Regions from separate parts of the Homo sapiens genome. Here region 1 is linked to region 2. Evidence: read pairs that join two places in POLR2A ChIA-PET (ENCODE). Cell type or tissue: A673. All regions are shown on one strand. Each heading gives the region's core, and the rest is flanking DNA. Links, peaks and the distances in the headings are about the cores only.

Region 1 (6,989 bases), core at 2,990-6,989, 120 kb after region 2:
TGTAGTCAAAAAAAGTGATTGAGATCCATTGCTCTATAGAATGTAGCTTAGGCTTCTTGGGGGTGGTGGGGGGAACAAGTTTCCAAGGACCCTTCCTACAGTGTTACCCTTGGCTAAAGGATACTGTCCATGACTCCTTCCTGCCCCAGGGAGCTTTTCCTCAATCCAGGTATGTTTTTTTTTTTTTCTTTTTGAGACGGAGTCTCGCTCTGTCGCCCAGGCTGGAGTGCAGTGGCGCGATCTCGGCTCACTGCAAGCTCCGCCTCCCGGGTTCGCGCCATTCTCTCGCCTCAGCTTCCCGAGTAGCTGGGACTACAAGCGCCTGCCACCACGCCTGGCTAGTTTTTTGTATTTTTAGTAGAGAAGGGGTTTCACCGTGTCAGCCAGGATGGTCTCGATCCCCTGACCTCATCATCTGCCCACCTCGGCCTCCCAAAGTGCTGGGATTACAGGTGTGAGCCACCGCGCCCGGCCCAGGTATGGTCTTAAGCAGAGCAATCCTCCGTGTATGGCAACTTGGGATGTTGTGGGCACCTATAATTCTGCCCACTCAGCATCCATGTCCTATTCCTCAGGAAACAGCAACCCCCTATATCCCTGCCTTTGGGGAGCTGCCCTGTTCAGGTTCCATGAGGTTCTGGTCCCTAGTCCCCCTGGTCTTCTAGGAATTTCTAGATGGGTGCTGAAGGGAGGTGCATAGAGCTGTGCACAGCTCCCTGCTCCCCCCCACAGAGAGCAGGCTTCCTCCCTGAGAGGAAATGAGGCTGCCTGAAGGCTGAAGCTGAAGAGAGAGACACCTGTCAGTGGTTCCTCTTTGGAGCCTTGAGGCCAGCCTGGTGACTGACCCAATACTGTTTCTTTTGCTTTTTATTGTTAAAATTACATACTTTGGCTTGAATTCTTTCACTTGCAGCTACAGGAGTTGTGATTCCCTCATGGCTCCTTGAGGTAAGCAAGGGGCCCTCACTGCCAAGGCGACTAGGCACAAATGTGGCTCAGCCTCACCGAGTGGGAGAAGGAAGGGGCTCTAGAGCCAGCGAGTCTACACATGCACCCTACGCACAGGTGGTGTGGGCAGGGTGGCAGCACGGGGCATTCCCCTGCTATGTCCCCTCTGGAGACCTCTCTGTGCATGAACCTTTTGCCTGAACACAGAGGTTGTAGGGAGCCCTCCTTGGCCCGTCTGAGGAAGGCCCCTGTCATAGGCTAAGCTGCTTGGAAAAGCTCAGTCCCCTCCCATGGGTGAAGGCAATGGGGCAGCACACCTGGCCGCCAGACACCACTGCCCACTCTGTCCTTCAGGCCAAAGCCCTAGGGTCAAAGGGCCAGCCCAGTCCAGGAGGAGGCGGCAGGTCAGCTCCCTCTTCTCCCTCCGGGCCTGTCTTTCTCCCAAGCTGAGCTGATAGCCTCTCAGCAGGGCCAGCCTGTCCCGGGAAGAAGTAAAATGAGAAGTGTGTGTTCTGAGCCCTGCCCCTGGTTCAGAGTATGTTGTGTGGGTGGGGTGACTAGAAGCTGGGAAAGAGCTGATCTCCCTTGGGCATGCTGGGCCTCTCCTTCTAGAGACCCTCCTGTCCTCACAGACAGAGCAGGGCAACCCCACCCTCACCCTGCACCCCTGGCTCAATGGCTCAGGTCCCCCTGCTCTGACTCTAGCATTGCCACCACCAACCCAGCTTTCCACTGAGGAGCCACCTCAACAGGGGCTATTCCCACAGACCCTCAAGTTCCTTTGCACGCTGACCGCCCCATCTCCAATCTGTATCCCCAACAAGCAGACACCATCTCCTTGCTGTTCTACCCACAGCTACTCACTGTCACTTCCAAACCTTTGCCCACCCTGTACCCCTGGTTGGAAACCCTTAGTCTCTCTGCTTGCCAAATCCCAGTCCCCCTTCAAGGCTTAGCAAAACAGCGCGGCCCTCTCCTGCCAGGGTCCGGGACATACAACCTTGAGGCCTCCACCTCCTCACCTCCAAACACTTCCCACTCTGGTCCTCTTCTCTAGGAAGGCTTTGCTGATCTATCTTTGCATATCAAACTCTTAGGGCACCCACTCGTTCCTCACTCTCCCCAGATTACTTTTAGAGTTCCTTCAGGAAGGACTTGAGTAATGCGCAATTTTCATGAGGTCAGTTTTCCCCAGAATTTTATTTTGGATTTCAAAGACTGATAAGACTTCCAAAAAATTCTGAGGACTAACAGAATTTGTGCACATATATTTAATATATTGGCCAAAAGCCAGTTTCGGTGGCTCAAGCCTGTAATCCCAGCACTTTGGGAGGCCGGTGGATCACCTAAGATCAGGGGTTCAAGACCAGCCTGGCCAACATGGTGAAACCCTGTCTCTACTAAAAAAAATACAAAAAAATTAGCCAGGCGTGGTGGCGGGCGCCTGTAATCCCAGCTACTTGGGAAGCTGAGGCAGGAGAATTGCTTGAACCTGGGAGGCAGAGGTTGCAGTGAGCCAAGATGGCACCTCTGCACTCCAGCCTGGGTGACAGCGCAAGACTTGGTCTCAAAAAAAAAAAAAAAGTATATATATATATATATATATATATATGCGCCAAAAAAGAACATGAACAATGAAACAAAACTACTACTGTATCGTGGCTATTATTGCTTTTTTAAAATATATTTTTAAATATTTTATTTTATTTTTTACCTCCAAATACCATCACCATTTTATTTAATTATTATTACTTTTTTGAGACAGTCTATCTCTGTCACCCAGATTGGAGTGCAGTGGCATGGCTCACTGCAGCCTCAACCTCCCAGGCTCGAGATCCTCTCACCTCAGCCTCCCATGTATTTGGGACCATAGGCAGATGCCACCATGCCCAGCTAATTCTTTTATTTTTTGTAGAGACAGAGGTCTCACTTTGTTGCCAGGTTGGTCTTGAACCCCTGATCGCCATTATTTCATAAAAGCACATTTTAACACCAAAGAAGTAGAAAAGACATAATTTCAGAATAAATAATTACTTTTTAAATTAAATACATTTCCCTGCCTGGGCAATATGTTGAGACGCTACCTCTACTAAAAATGCAAGAATTAGCTGGGCGTGGTGGCGCGCGCCTGTATTCTCAGCTACTTGGAGGGGGGCTGAGGCAGGAGACTTGCTTGAACCCAGGAGGCGAAGGCTGCAGTGAGCCCAGATCGCGCTACTGCACTACAGCCTGGGTGACACCTCAAAAACAAATTTTTTTTTAATAATAATAAATTGAATATATTTACCTTTAACAAAAACACTACTACATTATCCTTATTGTTTTCATTTTGCTGCAGACCAGTGAGAACATTGTCATGGAAACCACCACTTGCACCACCAGAAAGATGCAGAAGAAAAGAAGTGAGACGTTAGAGACTGTCAGAGGAGGGGAAGGTGAAGAGGCAGGAAATAGGGGGTAAGAAGTCCACCAGCAAGGTGCTCCCCTGTCCTGAACTGACCCCCTTCTGCTCACTGAAGTCTGAGGTGGCCAGTTTTGGGCCCTGGGCAGAGCTGTGGCCATGCTCACAGGTCAGGCAGCTCAGGGATTCCCGGCGCTGGAGACCCTGGTGATCTTGTTCCTACTCCCCCGCAATGCAGAGGTACCCTGGACATGTGCCTGTGACCGGTGCTGGCAGGCCATGGTACAGGACTTGGAGTCAGGAGCAGAGCTAGGCCTGGCTCTGCTACTCACCAGCTGAGTTACTGGGAGAAGTCCCTGCCTTCTCTGGGCCTCGGTTTCCTCAACTGAAAATAAAGGTTCTGAACTAGTTGTTTTTGAGGAAACCGGAAGATCTCTGGCTTAAGAAAAAAAAAAGCCATGCCCATAATATTTTGTACAGAATTCCAGGGGCTTCACCACCCCTCAGGGCCTTCAGTGGGTTCCCCAGGGGCTGCTAACCCTGACACGCAGTTGCTGGCCCCTTGCCTTCAAATTTGCCACTTTCCTAAGCAGTCAACAATACTTCTCAAGTATCTAACGGTCATGGGGGTATGGGCAAAGGAAGCCGGTGAAGCAGTACAAGGAAGTATCCATCCCCAGGCCTCCTCTCCAGTTCACAAATGGTCTGCGTGGATGGGTCGCTAGTCAGCCAAGGTAGCAGAACACACATATGAAGAGAGCTCAGACCGCGACTGCTGGAGCCCCCTTACTAGGTAATGATGGGAACCCCCTTACTAGGGCCAAAGCCCTCTGGCCGCCCGCAGCAGTGTAGATCAGTGGTAAGAACTTGGACCCAGGAGCTAGAATGCCCTGGATTTATATCTGACTCTGCCATTTAATCCTGTTCCTTGGGCAAGTAACTTTATCTTGAGCCTTCAGGTTCCTAGTCTGTAAAACAGGGCTAAGAGTTACGCAGCAGAAATGATAGTAGATGCTAAATATTCCAAGACTCCTTTGAATTTCCCAGCCTCCCTTGCAGAAGGTTAGAGGGTTGGGATCATGTGACTAGTTCCAGCAGGTGGTTTGTGAGTGGAGAAGGCAGGTCTTCCATGGAGACCTTGGATGCTAGTTTTTTTTTTTTTTTTTGAGACAGGGTCTCACTCTGTTGCCCATGCTGGAGTGCAGTGGCACGATCATAACTCACTGCAGCTTCAGCCTCCCGAGTAGCCAGGACTACATGCATGTGCCACCATGTCTGGCTAATTTCTTAAATTTTTTTTGTAGCAATGAGGTCTCACTATATTGCCCAGGGCTGGCCTTGAACTCCTGAGCTCACGAGATCCTCTCAGCCGGGCATGGTGACTCCCACTGGTAATCCCAGCACTTTGCGGAGGTTGCAGTGAGCCGAGATTGTGCCATTGCACTTCAGCCTGGGCAATAGCGTGAGACTCTGTCTCAAAAAAAAAAAAAAAAAAAAAAAAAAAAAAAACCAAAAAAACCCCCAAAACAACTGATCCTCTCTCCTTGGCCTCCCGAAGTGCTGTGAATACATGCATGAGCCACCATGCCCAGCCAGAGGCCAGTCTTATAGATGGCTACAGGATGGAAGAAGGGTATCTTGCCCCAAATCAGACTGTACATAAAGCATTATTGTGCCAAGCCACGAAATTCCAGGAGTTCTGTTGTTACAGCCAGTGTTAATTACTCTGTGACAGCTAGTGTTAATACAGGGAGGGCTCACGGAAATAATGGATACAAGGCCCTCTGAGTGCGGTGGGGGCTGTTATTCTTGGCTGTTATTCCCCACCAAGACAGGATTCCTCGGTTCATTTCTTAAGCGAAACTTCAAAAGCAGAAGCAGGCTGGGAGTGGTGGCTCACGTCTGTAATCCCACCACTTTGGGAGGCCGAGGCAGGAGAATCTCTTGAGCCCATGAGTTCAAGACCAGCCTGGACAACATAAGGACAACCTGTCTCTATAACAAATATTAACAATACAAAATTAAAAAAAAATAGAAATTAAAAAAAAGCAGAAGCAGGCAGGTGGGGTGAGGTGGAAGCTTCATCCATAGGGAAGTCCTGAGGAAGGCCTGCCTCCCCCGGTTCCAGGATTGCTCTGTGCAGCTCTAGCTCTCCCTTAACCCTCCTCCCTATTCTGAGTTTTCTTCTCTTCCCACTTCTCCATTTTGCCCCCACATCTTGACTTTCACACAATTCACAGACAAATCCTTAGACAATTAATAGAATGATTAAGACTGCAAGAGATTTAAGACTTAGAGACCATCTTGTCCCACCTCCTGGTTCTTACAGAAGAGGAGAATGGGGCCTGCAGCGGGTGTGAGCAGCCCAGAGGGTGGGGCTGGATTATCCCGAAGGTAAGGGGAGAATCTGGGGCTGCAAGGGCAGACAGAGAATCAACATCAGGAAGGAAGCTCTTTTTATTTCAGCATATATGTTTTGTGCCGTTTATAAAAATAAAGTTTTGAGGCCAGGTGCGGTGGCTCACACCTGTAATCCCAGCACTTTGGGAGGCTGAAGCAGGACCATCACTTGAGGCCAGGAGTTAGAGACCAGCCTGGGCGACATGGGGAGACCCCCGTCTCTACAGAAATTTTTAAAATTATCCCGGCGTGGTGGCGCACACCTGTAGTCCCAGCTACTCGGGAGGCTGAGGCAGGAGGATCACTTGAACCTGGGAGGCGGAGATGGCAGTGAGCCGAGATCACGCCACTGCACTGGGCGACAGTGCGAGACTCCGTCTGTAAAATAAATAAATACAATAAAATAGAGTTTTATCTTACAATAAAAATAGAGTTTTATCTTACAGTTTCAAGCTTCTACTTGGAAGTAACACGTATGGAGGCTCCCAGGGCCCCTACAGTCTGGAATCCCGCCCGTGCGAGCCTGAGCGCCTTTCCTCCCTCCTTCCCTTCCGCAGGCGTCCTCGCCCTCCACGTCCCTCCTCCGCCGGGGTGGCCTGGGGCGCCGGGTCACGTGGCCGGGGAAGAGGTTTTATCCCGCGGCCCCTCGGAACCCCGCCGCTGCTCTGCCGCCCAGGCCCATGGCCGCAGCCCTGGCGCTCGTGGCGGGGGTCCTGTCGGGGGCGGTGCTGCCCCTCTGGAGCGCGCTTCCGCAATATAAAAAGGTGAGCCGGGGAGCGCGCCCAGCCGGCCGCGACCGCAGGAGAGGGTGGCCCCGCCGCCGGGGCACTGGAGCCCGAAGGCGCCGGGCAGCCTGAAAGGGAGAGGTGGGTCCGGAACCACACCCAGGCGGGTAGCCTGGGGCATCCTCAGACGGACTTCAAAAGCCGCTTCACTTTCCCCTGGTGGCCTCAGAGGGGAGAGAAATTGGCCTATGACCAGCACCCTCGCTCCCTCCACCTCCCCCGCCCGTGCCCCTTCCGATGGCCTCAGTCCTGGGCTCGCTTCCCTCCCCAAACTGCTCACAGGCAAACCCACCCTGCATGCTCTGGTTTCTCCTCCTCTTCTTCCACCTCCTCTCACTGTCTAGTGATTCTTCCAGGCACGAGGGCTCTCCCCTTTTCTCCTCTTTCTCTCCCTCTTTTTCGAGCCCGCAGCCCCTTCATTCTCATCCCCCAACCCTGCCCCGCAAAATGGGACT
Region 2 (7,079 bases), core at 948-4,947:
TCAGGAGTACTAATTAAGAACACCTAAGCATAATTAAAATCTATCTCTGAAGTACATTATAAGAGTGTCTGTACATACACAACACATAGCAGATTTACCTTATTAATTAGATTAGTTTGGTTTAAATATGGACAGTCAAGAACAAAGGACCACACCTAGCTGCCAATATTTGAGTATACATTAACTAGCAACTGGAGGAAGAGATGTTTCAGACTTGAGACGCAGACAGAAAAACCCAAAAGTTTTATGTAATACTGTATCCTCTTACAGTACTAGCTCATTAAAACACTATTACATAAATTGTTTCCCAAAGTCCATTATATGCCTAAGAGAAAAACTGTACAAGAATAGCATTTGAGTCTGTGTAGAAAGAATAAAAAATCTCGGCCATCTTAAATCCCCATCTTAAATTCCATAAAAATATGGAAGGAAGAAAAGGCCAATAAACTCAGATCTACTATTAACTAGCTGTGGAATCTCTGGCCCTCACTCAGTTTTTCCATCTATACTTTTCGGGGGTTAGACTAGAATCATATCTAAGGTTTATTCCAACTCTGTTATTTTGTATTTATTCATTAAAAAGTAATTTATAAATATATGTTTTACTTTTGGGGAAAATGAGGTTTGCTATGTGGAAGGAAAAACAATTTCCAAGGGATAGAAAGTTATCTTAACAATACAGAGTTCACTTTCCATTGCAACCCTCTGGCAAAATATGAATTCTGAGCTTTACCCACTTACATGTGGTATTAGTTTTCTACAGATGCCATAAGAAATTACCACAAACAGGCTGGGCAAAGTGGCTCATGCCTGTAATCCCAGCACTTTGGGAGGCCGAGGCAGGTGGATCACTTGAGGTCAGGAGTTCGAGATTTGAGACCAGCCTGGCCAACACAGTGAAAACCCATCTCTACTAAAAATACAAAATTTAGCAGGGCATGGTGGCGCGTGCCTGTAATCCCAGCCACTCAGGAGGCTGAGGCAGGAGAATTGCTTGAACCCGGGAGGTGGAGGTTGCAGTGAGATGAGATCGTGCCACTGCACTCCAGCCTGGGGAAACAGCAAGACTCCGTCTCAAAAAAAAAAAAAAGAAAAAAGAAAAAGAAAAAAAGCCGGGCACGGTGGCTCACGGCTGTAATCCTAGCACTTTGGGAGGCTGAGGTGGGTGGATCACAAGGTCAGGAGATCGAGACCATCCTGTCTAACACGGTGAAACCCTGTCTCTACTAAAAATACAAAAAAAAAACTAGCCGGGAGTGGTGGCGGGCGCCTGTAGTCCCAGCTACTCGGGAGGCTGAGGCAGAAGAATGGCGTGAACCCGGGAGGCGGAGCTTGCAGCGAGCTGAGATCGCGCCACTGCACTCCAGCCTGGGTGACAAAGTGAGACTCCGTCTCAAGTAAAAAAAAGAAAAAAGAAAAAATTAACACAAACTTAGTGGCTGAAATAATACCAATTTATCATCTTACAGTTCTGGAGATCACAAGTCCAGAATGGGTCTCACTGGGCTAAAATCAAGGTGTTGGCAGGGCTGCATTCCTTCTGGAGGCTCCGGGAGAGCACTCATCTCCTGGCTTTTTCCACATTCTAGAGGCTGCCCACATTTCTTGGCTGGTGGCCCCCTTCCTCCATCTTCAGCCGGGAATACTGCATTTCTTTGATCATTCTTGTGTAGTCATCTCTCTCTCTGACTATAGTTGGGAAAGTTTTCCACTTTTAAGAACCCACGTGATTAAGTTGAGCCCACCTGGATAACCCAGGATAATCTCCCCATTTCAAAGCTTTTAACCTTGTTCACATCTGCAAAGTCCTTTCTGCCCTATAAGGTAACATATTTACAAGTTCCATTTTTGAGGATCCATTATTCTCTCTACCACCGATACCTAATCATCCAATCAAGATCCTAAGAATTTCTCTCAAGCTTGGAATTCCATTGACTTCCTCCATTTTGTACTTAGGGGGTCTCACAACATTCTTTCCTTTTCCTTTTCTTTATTTATCATCCAGTTGGATAACAATGTTCTAATCTAAAATAAAATTTAACATTTTATATCATTCTGAAAATACATTCAGAAATTTAGAAAACATAAAGTAAAACATCTGGTTTCTCAATTTTGTAATAAAATTATAAGGCCAGGCACAGTGGCTCACACCTGTAATCCCAGCACTTTGGGAGGCTGAGGCAGGCAGATCACGAGGTCAGGAGTTTGAGACCAGCCTGGCCAACATGGTGAAACCCTGTTTCTACTAAAAAAAAAAAAAAAAAATACAAAAATTGGCCAGGCGCAGTGGCTCATGCCTGTAATCCCAGCACTTTGGGAGGCCGAGGTGGGTGGATCACGAGGTTAGGAGATCCAGACCATCCTGGCTAACACGGTGAAACCCCATCTCTACTAAAAATCCAAAAATTAACCGGGCGTGGTGGCGGGCGCCTGTAGTCCCAGCTACTCAGGAGGCTGAGACAGGAGAATGGCGTGAACCCCAGGAGGCAGAGCTTGCAGTGAGCCGAGTTTGCGCCACTGCACTCCAGCCTGGGCGACTCCGTCTTTTTTTGAGACTCCGTCAAAAAAAAAAAAAAAGAACCTCCAGAACAATGCTGAACACAATTGGGAATAGCAGATATCTTGACTTGTTCTAAATATTATATAGGGAAAGCATTCAGTCTTTCAGCATTAACTATGATTTCAGCTATTGGTTTTTCACAGATACCCTTTATCATATTGAGAAGTTCCCTTATTTTCCTAGTTTGCTGAGTTTTCATCAGCAAGGCATGTTAAACTTTGTTAAATGTTTTTTCTGCATCTATTGAGCTGATCATATGCTTTCTCTTGCTAATGTGGTACATGACATTGGTTTTCAAATGTTAAACCAACCTTGGATACCTGGAATAAACCCTATTTGGTCACTGTATTTTATCATTTTTATATGTTGTTGGATTCAATTTACTAAAATTTTGTTAAAAAATATTGCTGGCTGGGTGTGGTGGCTTACACTTGTAATCCCAGCATTTTGGGAGGCTAAGGCGGGTGGATTGCTTGAGCCCAGGAGTTCGAGACCAATCTGGGCAACATGGCAAAACCCCATCTCTACCAAAAAATACAAAAATTAGCTGAGCATGGTGGCACACACCTGTAGTCCCAGCTACTCAGAGGCTGAGGTGGGAAGACGGCTTGAGCCCAGGAGGTGGAGGTTGCAGTGAGCCATGATCACACCATCACACAACCACACTCCAGCCTGGGCAACAGGGCGAGACCCTGGTTCAGGAAGAAATAAGTAAATAAATAATAAAAATCATAGAGTGACTTAAGAAATATTCCATCTTTATCAATTTTATGGAGGAGTTTGTGTAAAATTGGTATTATGACTTCCTAAAATGTTTGGTAGAATCAGGAATACCATGTAGGCCTAGAGTTTTCTTTGTGGGAATTCAATTTTTTTTTTTTTTTCGAGACTGAGTTTCGCTCCTGTTGCCTAGGCTGGAGTGCTGTGGCACCATCTTGGCTCACTGCAACCTCTGCCTCCTGGGTTCAAGCGATTCTCCTGTCTCAGCCTCTGGAGTAGCTGAGATTACAGGCATGCGCCACCACACTCAGTTAATTTTGTATTTTTAGTAGAGATGGGGTTTCTCCATGTTGGTCAGGCCGGTCTCAAAGTCCCGACCTCAGGTGATCCGCCTACCTCAGCCTCCCAAAGTGCTGGGATTATAGGCGTGAGCCACCAAGCCTGGCCGAATTCAATTTCTTTAATAGATATAGGACTTTTCAGGTTGTTTCTTCTTCAGTGAGCTTAGGTATTTTGTATCTTTCAAGGAATTTGCACATTTCATCTAGCTGTCTAATGTATTACTATAAAGTAATTCATATTATTCTCTCATCCTTTTAATAATTATAGAATCTGAGCTTTGTTAGCAATTCTTTCATTCTTGATATTGGTAAGTTGTCTTCTCTCTCTGATTCCTGATTAGTCAGGTTAGAGTTTTATCAATTTCATTGTTCTCAAAGAACCAGCTTTTGATTTCACTGACTTTCTCTACTAGTTTTCTTTTTTTCTATTCCACTAATTTTGGCTTTTATCCTTAACTCTTTTCCTCTGTTTACTTTGGGTTTAATTTTCCCTTCTTTTTCTAATTTCTTAAGGTGAAAGCTGAGGACACTGATTTGTGATTTTACTTCTTACCCAATATAGACATTTAGTGCTATGAATTTTCCCCTAAACATTTGCATTAACCACAACCCACATATTCTGATATGATTTTCATTAAGTACAAAATACTTTCTAAATTCATCTTTGATATTCTTCTTTGACCTGTGGGCTTCTTAGGAATACATTAGTTTCTAAATATTTAATAATTTTCCAAGTATCTTTCTGTTATTGACTTTTAATTTAACTCCCTTTTGGTCAGCATACATACTTTATGATCTAAGTCACTTTAAATGCATTGATGCTATTTTTTTTTTTTTTTTTTTTTGAGACGGAGTTTTGCTCTTGTTGCCCAGGCTGGAGTGCAATGACGCAATCTCAGCTCACCGCAACCCGTGCCTCCCAGGTTCAAGCGATTCTCCTGCCTCAGCCTCCTGAGTAGCTGGGATTATAGGCATGCACCACCACGCCCGGCTGATTTTGTATTTTTAGTAGAGACAGGGTTTCTCCATGTTGGTCAGGCTGGTCTCAAACTCCCGAGCTCAGGTGATCCTCCCGCCTCGGCCTCCCAAAGTGCTGGGATTACAGGCATGAGCTACCGCGCCTGGCCAACACTGACACTATTTTATGAACAAAAATATGATCTATCTTATTAAATGTCCTGTGCTGTGTGCAACTGAAAAGAATGTGTATTCTGCTTGTATTGGGTAGAATACTATGTAAATGTCAATTAGGTTAGTTGACAATGTAGTTCACATCTTCTAAATTATTTTTTGTCTACTTGTTCTATCAATTATTGAGAGACAGGTGAGGTATTGAAATCTCCAACTATAATTTTAGATCTACTTATCCTTTCAAGTTCTATCAGTTTCTGATTCATGTATCTTGAAGCTCTGTTATTAGGTGCATATTTAGGACTATTAATTTCACTTGAAGGCAGCCAATCATGAAAGGCCATACATTATATGATCCCATTTATACGAAAGGTTCAGAATAGGCAAATTCATAGAGACAGAAAGGAGACTGGTGGTTGCTTAGGGTTAGGGGAAACAGGAGGAAATGGGGAGTGGGAGATTTCTTTTTAGGGTTATAAATGTTCCAAAGTGGGACAGCAGTAATAGTTGCACAAATCTGGAAATATGCTGGAAACCACTGAATTATATACTTTATTTTATTTTTGATTTACCTTATTTTATGTATTTATTTATTTATAGAGATATGGGGTCTCGCTACATTGAGCAGGCTGGTCTTGAACTCCTGGTCTCAAGTGATCCTCTCATCTCAGCCTCCCAATGTACTGGGATTACAGGCATGAGCCACCACACCCGGCCTGAATTGTACACTTTAAAGGGGAGAATATTATGGTATGTGAATTTTATCTCAATTAAGCTGCTAAAAAATTATTCTACTCAATGGATGACCATAATTCATGAATGATATACATTCCTTCCAACTTATTAATACTATATAACACTGCTATGAACATTTTTGTGCCTAAGCTTTTATCATATGTAATTGAAAGTATGGCTTCTTGGCTGGGCGCGGTGACTCGTGCCTGATCCCAGCACTTTGGGAGGCTGAGGTGGGCAGATCACCTGTGGTCACGAGTTCAAGACTAGCCTGGTCAACATGGTGAAACCCCGTCTCCACTAAAAATACAAAAATTAGCCGGGTGTGGTGGCAAGTGCCTGTAATCCCAGCTACTCAGGAGGCTAAGGCAGGAGAATCACTTGAACCCAGAAGGCAGTTGCAGTGAGCAGAGATCGAGCCACTGCACACTACAGCCTGGGTGACAAGAGCAAAACTCCGTCTCAAAAAAAAAAAAAAAAAGAGTATGGCTTCTTGAACACAGTCTGCTTGAGTGAGAATCTTAGCTTGACAACATAGCAACTGTATGATCTTGTGCAAGTCACTTACCTTCTTTGTGCCACAGTTTCCCTATCTAAAACACAAGGTTATCAGTTATCAACATCTCTTGGGATTGTGAGGACTAAAGTAATGCACATAAAGGGCTTTGTACAGTGCCTGTTACATGGTATACTTTCAACATTAGTAGTAGTAGATGTTGTAATTATCATTTAGTTTTTGTTACTTTCTCTTTTTTATTTATTTATTTTTTTAATAGAGACAAGGTCTTGCTATGTTGCCCAGGCTGATCTCAAATTCTTGGGCTCAAGTGATCTTCCTGCCTCAGTCTTCCAAGTTGCTGAGATTTACATGCAAAAGCCACTGTGGCTGGCTAGTTTGTATTATTTTCTTAAGAAGATTTTCAGAAGTGGTATGACCTTGTCAAAAACCATGAGCATTTATTTACGTGTCTTTTTTTTTTTTTTTTGAGACAGAGTTTTGCTCTGTTGCTCAGGCTGGAGTACAGTGGCACAGTCATGGCTCACTACAGCCTCAACCTGCCAGGCTCAAATAGTCCTCCCACCTCAGCCTTCTGAGTAGCTGGGATTAGAGACATGCACAACCACACCCAGCTAATTTTTTAATTTTTTTTTTTTTTTGTAGAGACAAGGTCGCACTATGTTGCCCAGGCTGTTCTTGAACTCCTGGGCTCAAGCGATCCTGCCACCTCAGCCTCCCAAAGTGCTGGGATTACAGATGTGAGCCATCACGCCTGGCTGTGTCCAAATATATTTCAACAAACTGCATCTCAAACTGGGTATACTAATATTTGGTGCCACTAGTAAGTATATATAAATATATAAGAGAACAAGGATTACCTAGCTATCATAATTACAGTAAATTTGTTTTGTTAATAGGAACTCATTTTAATTGTGCATTCATTTTTGCTGCTTTTGGCCCTTAGTTGTTTGAAAGCCAATAGTTTTCTAATTATACTATGAATCCTACACACCATGAATACCTACTGAATATGAAATGTCTGTAAGACCCTGTTCTAGGAGCTACAAAGAAAACTGAAATAAGTTAGCCCAAG

What was found. ChIA-PET counts read pairs that join two places held together with the same protein. Peaks named below come from ENCODE experiments on the same cell type or tissue, not always from the same donor. Only the 100,000 strongest peaks of a DNase experiment are listed, where the experiment ranks them.
Region 1: POLR2A ChIA-PET joins it to region 2 with 6 read pairs; 4 of 35 experiments call an interaction of 5 or more read pairs at or near these places.

Annotation. Positions count from the first base shown.
Region 1 is chr6:35,770,190-35,777,178 of GRCh38, forward strand. CLPSL2 (colipase like 2) reads left to right here and starts at 6,409. Exons shown (of 3, transcript NM_207409.4): 1 at 6,409-6,513. The coding sequence starts at 6,430. It also overlaps the pseudogene CMPK1P1. RefSeq lists enhancers at 215-314, 965-1,024 and silencers at 709-909, 6,390-6,519. In A673, for the core only: no CTCF peak of the experiment used is centred there; no DNase peak of the experiment used is centred there; H3K4me3 peaks cover 423 bases; H3K27me3 peaks cover 1,418 bases.
Region 2 is chr6:35,655,820-35,662,898 of GRCh38, forward strand. The region is part of intron 1 of FKBP5 (FKBP prolyl isomerase 5); the gene reads right to left. Among named protein-coding and RNA genes, the nearest start is that of MIR5690, 5.4 kb to the right of the region's middle. RefSeq lists an enhancer at 6,877-7,079. In A673, for the core only: no CTCF peak of the experiment used is centred there; no DNase peak of the experiment used is centred there.